2 separate regions of the Mus musculus genome follow, and region 2 is linked to region 1. Evidence: chromatin loops called from intact Hi-C (ENCODE). Cell type or tissue: gastrocnemius. All regions are shown on one strand.

Region 1 (5,000 bases):
ATGAGTATTTTGACTGCATGTATGTATGTGTCCCATGTGCTTGTCTGGTGTCTACAGAGGTTAGAGGAGGGCACTGGATCTCATGGAACTGGAGATACAGGTAGCTGTGAGTGCTGGGACCCAAACTCAGGTCTCCTACAAAAGCAACAAAGAGTCTTAAGCACCCACCCACCTCCCTAGTCTCCGTATCAGCAGCTGTATTAAAGGGTACTGTGGAAGAATCTCTGAAAATTTAAAAGTCATAAACCCTTTCACCCAACAATGTAATCATTTGCACCAAGAAAAGAAACAAATATGCAAATATATACAATAATGGCCCTCAATCACCAGGAGATGTTTTGAAATCCCACTGTGGTCCATGGAGAGCAGAGAATGCTAGGTAGATTATGATTCTTTCTAGACATATGCACTCCCATACATACATACGTACTCATAAGGGAAGTACTTAATGGCTGGCTTCTCTTTGGCGTGCTTGGACTTCTGAAGTCAGTACTCTTGATCCAAATTTGGCAACATTAAATTAAAAAAAAAAAAAGTTGCTTGAACACAGTTGATCTGACAGCCAGGTCTGTTACTTACTATGTAATGGGCATATGGACTAGACATACGTATACATGGACATATGTAGCTGGAGTAGAAAAAGATAGAGTTCACAGATCAGGAAGGGATGCACTTTCATCACACTACTCAGAATAGCACAGGATTTAAAAACTTACAAACTATTTACCCTTGGAATTTTCCACTTAATATCTTCAAACTAAGACTAACTGACACCAAGCAAAGAGACATAAGAAATAAGAAACAGCTATTCACATGCAGAAATGGCCTAGTAATTTCACATACAATAGAAATAAATGTGTAGTGTTCTAAATACTAAGAGAGAATTGGCTCAGTATTAGGTTGCTCCTAAAATAATGAGCCAAAAAAGCCTTTGAAAGGTAAGATGGCATGTGCATCTATGTAAAGACACATTCACCAGTGATGACTACTAAGTAGAAGCTGCAGAAAGCTATACCACACACTATATGAAACACACGTATACACATTTCTATCTGGAAAGAGCAAAGTACTAAGCAGTGATTATTATTTACACATCTACTACATCAGCACAGGAATTTGATTCTGTTTGTGATACCTTGTTGGAATGGTGAAACTCAAAGGGATATCTGAGAGCTTGAGCATTGAGCTTGCCTGGGCTGAAAGCAGGTATAGAATGTTGTTATGTTATCACTGATAACGGCCAACAGGACACTGCACACACGAAGAGAAGATCCCAAGTCAACAGACGTGCGACTGGGAATCAGTTTCTATGTGGAACAACTCGACAGGGTAAACGGGGTGAGCAAAAAGACAGCTTATTTAAGAATTTGGCCATTAATTCACCTGACCAAAGGAAAGGCAAATTTACAAATTTCAAAAACTGGCAAGGCATTTTAGAGGGAGGGGCGAGACACAAGGGAATTCAACTCAGTGCAGTTCTTCATACCTTTAGCCCCATCTCTCAGGGGCCAGGGCCAACAAGACCTCTAAGAGAGCCCAGCCAAGGCTACATTGAGAGCTCTACCTCAACACTCAAACACAAAAGGAATCCAACCTGCCCTCAACTAAATGTTCATTACAAAAATATCCACTGATGTTCATGATATGTCAGACAAGGTTTGAATCGCCACACACTGTAAAGCTGGAGAAACAAGAGCAGCATGGCATTACCACAGGAAGTAGGTCACTGCTAGCAGTTCAGAAGGTCTCAAGAATACACGGGCGCCAAGTGTTCACCATATACCAGCACTTGACAGGAAGAAAAAGAACAGAACTCGACAAATTGGGATGAAGTCATTGGCCAGTAATAACCAAGAAGGCACAGCATTATTTATCTCACACCAAAGTTGAGTAAGACAACAAACCATGGGGCACGTGCACGGAGGGGGGTGGGGGTTAGTCACAATCCATATTATGAAAGACCCAAGAGGACTCCAAACTTAGAACAGCGAAGACGGCAAATAGTAACGCTTCCAAGCTGAGAAGACTGGGCAGTGGCTTGGTAAAGATTCGACGACCATATTTGAAAGCAAAACATCAGCTGTAAACAACACTGTAAGACAGCAGCAACAGGACCACAAACAACCAGGTCTTAGGCCCTGACCTCTCTGACTTTGAAAACAAAGACGGAATAGGGTTCAAAAGAGCCAAAACGTGGGACAGGAATTTTTCAAATTGGTACGCAAGTCTGGAAATAATGGAATTCAATGACTACTCAAGACTGTCTAATTCTTAGCGCCACTAGATGAGACTTCACTTCCACCCAAGACTTACTCCAAGACAGAGGAGTGCGAGGGACCCTGTACTCATTAATCGTGTAGGACGAGAGAGTGGGCAAGATAAGCAGTGTGCCTGCCTTAGGATCTCCTCAGAGTGTGCGCAGGAAGCAGAGGGAGCAGGTGGCTCCCAACAGAGCAGACCAGTGGGCCACAGCCAGCTAACTTCCTGACCCTTTGTGGATTACAAGTAGAACTGACTGCTGACAGCTCTGGGACTAAGAGCACTTGGGAAGCCGATGAAATGCAGAACCAACCCCATCGCCAAACATAGTTGACAAGTGGCTGGGCCCACCCCAGACGATGGAAAGAAGGCTGCAGCCTGGCATCTCCTGGCTCGAGCCTGCCTGGACAGAAACCTTCCCGCGTGAGAGGGAAGTCAGGGCTGCGCAGCCTGCAGGCCCAGCGTCCGCAGCTCGCCGTGAGCGTGCCAGGCCCAAGAGAGCCGCGACAGGAGGCGGCGGCACCCACGTCCGGTCTCCGCCAGCACAGCGGCGCAGCACCATAGGCACGCGTGGGCCCAGAGCCTCCGCCCCGCGCTCCCCAGAGTGGCGCGCGCCCGGCCCCGCCCACGCCGAGGGGGGAACGTCGAGACCTTGAAGAGGGAGGAAGGAAGAAAGCGCCGTACCCTGCAGGGTCCGGAACTGGGCGAACAGAGCTTCGCCGCAAGCCCGCAGCGTGGGCAGCAGGAGACGGCTCCCAGTATCCCGTGCTGCTGCCGCGGCGGCGGGCCCGGCCCAGCGCGACCCGGAAGGAAGACCGAGGCCGGGAGGCGGGGCGGGGCCGGAGGCGGGGCGGGGCCTGGCGAAGGGCGGGGCCAGGGTCGGGCTGGCTGCTGCCGGATTGCCCTGGTTGTTTGAGCTGATTAGCCAGGCCAGTGGTGCTTTAGAAATGGCCTGTTTGCTCGGGGACTGGCAGCGGGTTGCAGAACCTTTACGCTACTCATCCTGCCAAAGATAGCCCTCCAGAAGTAATGTAGTTCTGCTGGAGCTTCTTCGGACTTGGTGACTCAACCCAAGTATTATGCAAAAAAGCACTTCAGCACAGGAGCACTAGAAAGAGAACTTCTAGAGCAGTAAAAGTTCTCAGCAGGCACAATCCACCAATTAATATACAAATTCTTCAGCCCTCAGAAACAAACCTTCCCTGCAGGCGCATATTCACCTGACCACCTGTGATGAAGATGCTGTCACGGGTCTCCCTTAAGTCTCCATTTCTTTTCAAATGAACCTTTCTTCAGTTGTCGTTACATCTGTCTTTCCACAAGGTTTCCATTAATAAAAAAAAACTTTAAGATTTATTTTAATTTTTTATTAATCTGTGTGTGTGTGTGTGTGTGTGTGTGTGTGCTGTTCATGCGCACACATGTGTTCAGGTGCCATTGAAGGCAGAAGAGATCAGATATCCTGGAGCTGAAATTACAGGCATTTGTGAGCTGTCAGAAGTGGATTCTGGGAACCAAACAGGGTCTCTGAAAGAGCTGTCTCTCCAGCCCTATTTATGGGAAACTCAATAATATGCTGAACCACTCATGATTTCCAATTTTCTCTTGAAGAAGCAAAATAGAAAGAATACTTGTTAATTTTATGTTACTTTCTTTTCCATCGCTGTAACAAAACATCACAGCCAAAACAATGAGACTTGGGATTCCAGATGGTTAAGAATCACTTACATACCCGGAGCACTGCAGCAAGCACCAGGTATGGTGGCACAAACAACTAAGAGCTCACATCTCCAACTGCAAACAACGAAGTACAAAGAACCAACTCGAAACAGGTAAGTCTTTGATCTGTCAAAGCCAGGCCCAATGACTGACTTCCATCAGCAAAGCCATACCTCCTCCACCTCCCCAAACAGACCAACTAGGAACCACATATTGAAAGGCCCCAGCATATAAAAGTATCTCATCCAGACCACCACATGAAGTGAAACAATTATGCTATGCTGTGTAATCTACACAAAAGTGAAATTTTAATCAAAAACTTCAAACTCAATTTCCATCTTCCATTCTTAACTGTGACACTATCTGGTGAGCTAGGTTCTAAAAGGAGAGGGTTAGAACTGGGTGTGGTGGAGCATGTCTTTAATCCCAGCCATTGGGGGGCAGAGGCAGGCAGATGTCAGTGAGTTCAAGGCCAGCAGGAAGAGCATTCCATCTCTTTAACACCAAGGGCAGCTGTGAGGTCAGCTTGTCTGTCATCTCAATCTGTTCATCACAGAGTTTTTGTAAATCTGAATATTTATTCTAAAATAAAATCTGTGTTTAAATCATGCTAATTTATTAAAAATAAAAAACCTGACCCTTTTATATTTTCTGATAAGACTTCAGTTAATGCGTATAAAGAACTCAAACTCCATTTAAACTACAGAAGTTACTCATTCTAAAATGAAGTGTGTGTTTTTAAGCAAAGACCTTCATTTAGTCTTTTATTCACTCTCCACACTTCTTTCTTCACTATATTTATTTTTTTTAATTTAATTTTTTTTTTTTTACTTATTCACTTTACATCCTGCTGATTGCCCCACTCTTGGTTATCCCCTCCCACAATCCTTCTCCCATCCCTTCCTCCCCTTCTCCTCTGAGAGGGTAGAGGCCCTCTAGGTATTTCCCAACCCTGGCACTTCTGCGAGGCTAATCACTCCCTCTCCAATTGAAGCCAGATAAGGCAGCCCAGCTAGAAAATA
Region 2 (5,000 bases), 220 kb after region 1:
TATATCTAAGAGTGCACAATGTCTAATTTGATTGAAGACATTTGCTGAATGCCAGCAAATTGATCACATTTCTTTTATGTTTCTGGTTGTAGTTGAAATCTATAAATATGATCAAATACACAGTGAGAAGCACATGCTTTTAAACTAGCCATTTTAGAAAAAAAAAAGTCATGGGCAGAGTTTACATATCCTCCAAGAGGTGTCTGTTTCTTCTTTTGGTTATATATCTCCACAATTCACATTCCCTCTGGCCTTCTAGTCAGAGACATGCTAAATGCTATTACTGCCCATAAAAGCTGAAATGGATAAGTAATAGGGCTAGTTAAATGAGAGAAGCCCACAGGTTCTATTTCACTGGCCAGGCTCACTTATCAGTAGTCATTCCCCTAAAATCAGTAGTCAAGAAAATTTTTCTATAAATAGTAAGACAATATTTAGTCTTTGAAAGTCATACAGTTCCTAGGCAACTATGTTACCATAAATGACACACAAACAAATGTCCATGTTCTCATGAAAGTTTGTTTACAAGAGTGGACTGTGGTTCTGATTTGGTTTGCTGACTTCTGGAAGAAGGGCAGGAAAGGTAAAGAGCTAGTCTGCATCTTGGCCCAAGCAGTAAGGGCAAGAGCATGCATGAATTTAAGGTCTGCTGTTAAATGTACTCCATTGATAAGCTGAATTGAAGCAGCCTAGCTCGAATTCTTGAGTGCTCTCAAATTTACCAAGTAATTTCAAACCAATTGCTTAACCTCTTACACTTGTTAGTATTCAGTATTCAATTCATGTTGAAATTTAATTGACAACCTAACAGTACTGAGAGGTAGGGGCCTTTCTAAGAGGTGACAAGGACAAGGGGGATTCTCCCCTTCGTGAAAGGATTGAGATAGACTTGTCACCAGAATGCACTGCAATGACATGACCTTCCTGAGACTGGCCTCACCTCTCCTTGTCCTTCACACACCTCTTCTGCACATGCACTTTTTGTTTCTACTTTTCTGCCATCGTATGACATAGAACACAGCCTTCACCAGAAGCCAAGAAATCACTCCACCTGCTAAGACTCAGGAACCCTCAGCCAAAGACCAACATCCTTTCTTTATAAGTAACAAGTCTCTGAAGTTCTGACAGAGCAACAGAAAGTGATTGCAATCTTTGCCAGCTAGTCTGAGCCTCAGAGCAGGTCAATGGAATCACAGAGAAGCCTGGAGCTCATCACGGACTCCTAAACCCATGCTGACCAGTGAGTTCCTCACTCGCACTTCATCTCTGACTGCTTATTTCTGTGCTAACGTCACAGTTTTAGCTTTAGCAGTATGCCTCAATGACAGAGCTAGTATGTACAAGGCTCAAGGATTTGTCCCCAGCACCACACCCACAGAGACAGACAGAGACAGAGACAGAGACTCAAGTTTTCCAATCTAAATGAAAAACTTATATCTCTCAAATGAAAGAAACCCTAAGAAATTTAACTTCAGGGCTTAGAAAGATAACGTTCACCATAGGAGTAAGTATGACCATTTAGAAACGATACATAAATGATTCTGGGCAGCTTTACATCATAGAAGCCCAATCTGGTTTCTTCCTCTATAAACGTCTTAATGTTCTACCCAACTCAACAAACTGTGTTGTGTTGTATGGTAATGTGATGGTTGTTAATGGTGGTGGCACTTATGTTTAACTCCTAAAGCGGAGGAAAACATTTTATTTTGACATAATTTTTAATTTACAAACCTCCCAGAATTGCTGGTTATCATGTAAGCAGCTACTGAAATGCCATGGGATAGTTCAGAACATAATTTTATCTCTGACTTTTACTTTCAAGCCATTGTTTTCATCCTATCTATACATCTATAGCTTTACCATACATGAAAGGGACAACAAAATCAGCAAAAATCTTCTTAGCAACAGCATGGCAGAATCGATGACATACACCTATCATGCCAGCACTCAGGATGCTGAGATAGGGAGATCACAGGTTCAAAATTACCTGAGTGACATAGTTAGAAGCTGACTCAAAAAATAATAAAATAAAACAATTCTAATATCACGAACTTTCCTAGTTAGATTTTTACTATCTATAGAAAAATCTACAGATGACGTTTTGATCTTTTTTTTTATTGGCCTTTTTTTCTTTTTTAAAGTAAAGCAGGACAGGAGGTGTGGGCACTCCGTGTGTCTCCTTTGCCAGTCTTGGCAAGGGTCCTTTACACTTTGACAGCTTTATCACCTGCAGTCAGCCTTTTCCAGAGCCGGGCAGGCATATTATTGGCAGCTGGTGTGTCAGTTCCATGCATGCCTTTATTGCTGTTCTCTTCTTTGTCCACAAAAGAAGAGGCTCCTGTAAGGTTCTGGAGATAATTGATTCACTAGACTTGCCTCTTACAGCTTATTACAATGGGAAGCCTCTCCTGCAATTGGAGCAGTAGGGTAATTTTCCAGGCCTCATGAAGTCTCCCTTCTCCTACTTTACAACACAAGCTTCTTTCAGTGTTCTCTACACTGGGGGATGCCTGTCATCAGTCATCACAGCACTGGAATTAAAAACCATCATGATTGCTTCCTGCTTCCAGTCTTACCACATGTTCTCATAGAGCATCTTTTTCCTAATCCAGAAATTGACTGCTGGCATCCTTAAAGAAAAAATAAACATATGTAAATACAACATACTAGTTCCTCCAATTTTTCATGTGCATGTAGAAATTATTTCTCTTTGAAAAAAATACAGACAAAGTTTATTCTAGATCATATTCACTTATCTTCAACAACAGCTGGACTGAATACTCAGAGATTCTTAATAAACATTTTATGAATTGATTAATAGTTGAAATAATAAATCCTAGATATCTACATGCCGGTTCTTCTGAGCCTCCATGTTTCATGGCACAAATGTATATGTTGTCTAGCACTGAGCAAAAATATCAGCCACAGCTATAGAAACTGCCATCAATATCCTTCTTAGAACAACATAAACAGAAAATTGTCCAACAAAAGTCTAATTATTTTGTTTAGAACATTACATCCTATAGTATATCTACTGAATGTACCATATCCATTTCCTTTGCTGTAAGTGAATAAAGCAAAAAGTCAATAACGCTTGGGTAGGTCCCTATTGCCCCTCAGTCCATTAAGCTAAGGTAGCCAGGTCTCTTAGATGATAAATCATTCTCTGGTCATAGCTTTCTGACCCATTGTATATAAGATATAGATTGTTCATTTCATTTTACATTTTATAATACAATATCTAATGCGTGGATTGTTGATGGACATTCATAGATGGGTTCCAGGGTATTAATACACAAAATGTTGTTCATCTGTGTAAAATATATCAATATATATATAGGGAAAGAATCCATAGCTTTGGTAACTGTTTCTCAAGTAACTTAGTGACTCAAGAGAGTCTTGGCTAACTGCTCAGAAGCGTAGCTCCCTCCAGTTTTTCTCTGCTTTGTGTGGCCTGGTGTGAGAGGTTTGAGAGGAACCATGGCTAGATTCATAGTTTGGGGAGGGTTTGCTGCAGCACCATAGACTTGAGATGTTAAACTACTCAAGGCTTCAAAATGACCTTAGAGATTTAATATTATAGCCAAAGAACAAGACTATATCAAGTGGTTGACAGCAATAAAACAATGGGATTATGAAAGAAGAAAAATCTGTAGCCGGAACTATGATCCTGCATGTTGAGAGATCTGCATGCCAGGCCATGAGGGTGGTTCAAAATGGAGTTGTACAGGATCTTTCAGAAATTAAACAAGTCTCCAAGGGCTGGGGGGGGGGGGTGTGCAAAGTCATGTGAAAACTTAAGTAATGCAGAACAATGCATAATCCTGGCAGAACCATACCAAGGACCTGGGGTGCGTAGTACATGTGAATAATTTCTTCCGCAGTACAGGCACTCTGAACTTAATGGTTTGTGGGCAGTGTGGGGTCCTCTCTGCAACCTGTAGATGCCAGGGACATTATCCTTGTTTTTCTGCTTTCAGCTCAAATCAATGTGCTCTCTCACCAAACATGGAAAGGAATTCTTACACAGAGAAAGAGACAGACAGAGAGAGGGACAGAGAGAGAGAGAGAGAGAGAGAGAGAGAGAGAGAGAGAAAAGGGGAGGGAGGGAGGGGGAGGGAGGGAGGGAGGGAGGGAGGGAGGGAGGGAGGGAGGGAGGGAGGGAGGGAGGAAGAGCTTCTGAGAAGAGTGCTGACTTGGGCTGGAATTGAAGCCTGTTCTTTCAGCAGCTTCTCCAAACCAACATGTGTTTTCTAAGAAAGATACTATACACAAAAACTGAAAATAATAAAAACCATTCATTTTTTAATTACTTACCTGAATGTCTGTATGCATGTGTGCATGTATGTGTGTGTGTCTGTATGTATGTATATATATACACATATTGTGTGTGTGTGTGTGTATACAACATAATTTCCTAAAAGATAGGATGAAAAAGAAAACTCTTAAAAGTTCAAATCTCAGAGGGAAAACTCCTCAATCTTCTTTCTTCTTAAACAAATACAGAAAACAAAGTACAAAATCTCTTTTAGGAAAAGAAATCTAGATTTTATCTTGGCAGGTGATGAACAAGTTCTGGGAACCAAATGAAAATAGGGTTGGAGATTATAGAACTCAAAGGGTCTTAACTTGGGAAAGTACAAACTAATGTATTCGGATAATTTGCCCCAATTACTTCCAAGATAGAATGAGGATTTTGCATTTTCAATTACCTGGAAAATTGACTTAAATTTCTATTTCTTGTTACAAGAATGGATCTGCGGAAAGCTATTTATTGGTCATGGTGGGGAATGAGTGTGGCAAAGAGCAGGTGAATCGGGAATGAACTGAGAAGGGGAAGTTTCTAATCGCTTCAAACAATCACTTTGCATAGATTAACAGTGGGGAATATACATTTATAAATGGAATATGTCTTAGCATCCATAAAATTCAGAAAAAAATAATAAAGTTGAGTATTAAAAATAAAGCTAACCAGGTATCATTTCATTTTACATAAAATA

The links. Peaks named below come from ENCODE experiments on the same cell type or tissue, not always from the same donor. Only the 100,000 strongest peaks of a DNase experiment are listed, where the experiment ranks them.
Region 2: it touches region 1 in a loop (2.4-fold over the local background); 2 of 42 quality-filtered maps call a loop at or near these places.

What each region holds. Positions count from the first base shown.
Region 1 is chr4:22,355,625-22,360,624 of GRCm38, reverse strand. It overlaps Fbxl4 (F-box and leucine-rich repeat protein 4), which reads right to left and starts at 3,082. Exons shown (of 9, transcript NM_172988.4): 1 at 2,944-3,082. In gastrocnemius, no CTCF peak of the experiment used is centred here; a DNase peak (open chromatin) is centred at 3,025; H3K4me3 peaks cover 2,195 bases; H3K27ac peaks cover 2,950 bases.
Region 2 is chr4:22,137,601-22,142,600 of GRCm38, reverse strand. No RefSeq gene overlaps it. Among named protein-coding and RNA genes, the nearest start is that of Gm42260, 120 kb to the right of the region's middle. In gastrocnemius, no CTCF peak of the experiment used is centred here; a DNase peak (open chromatin) is centred at 2,226.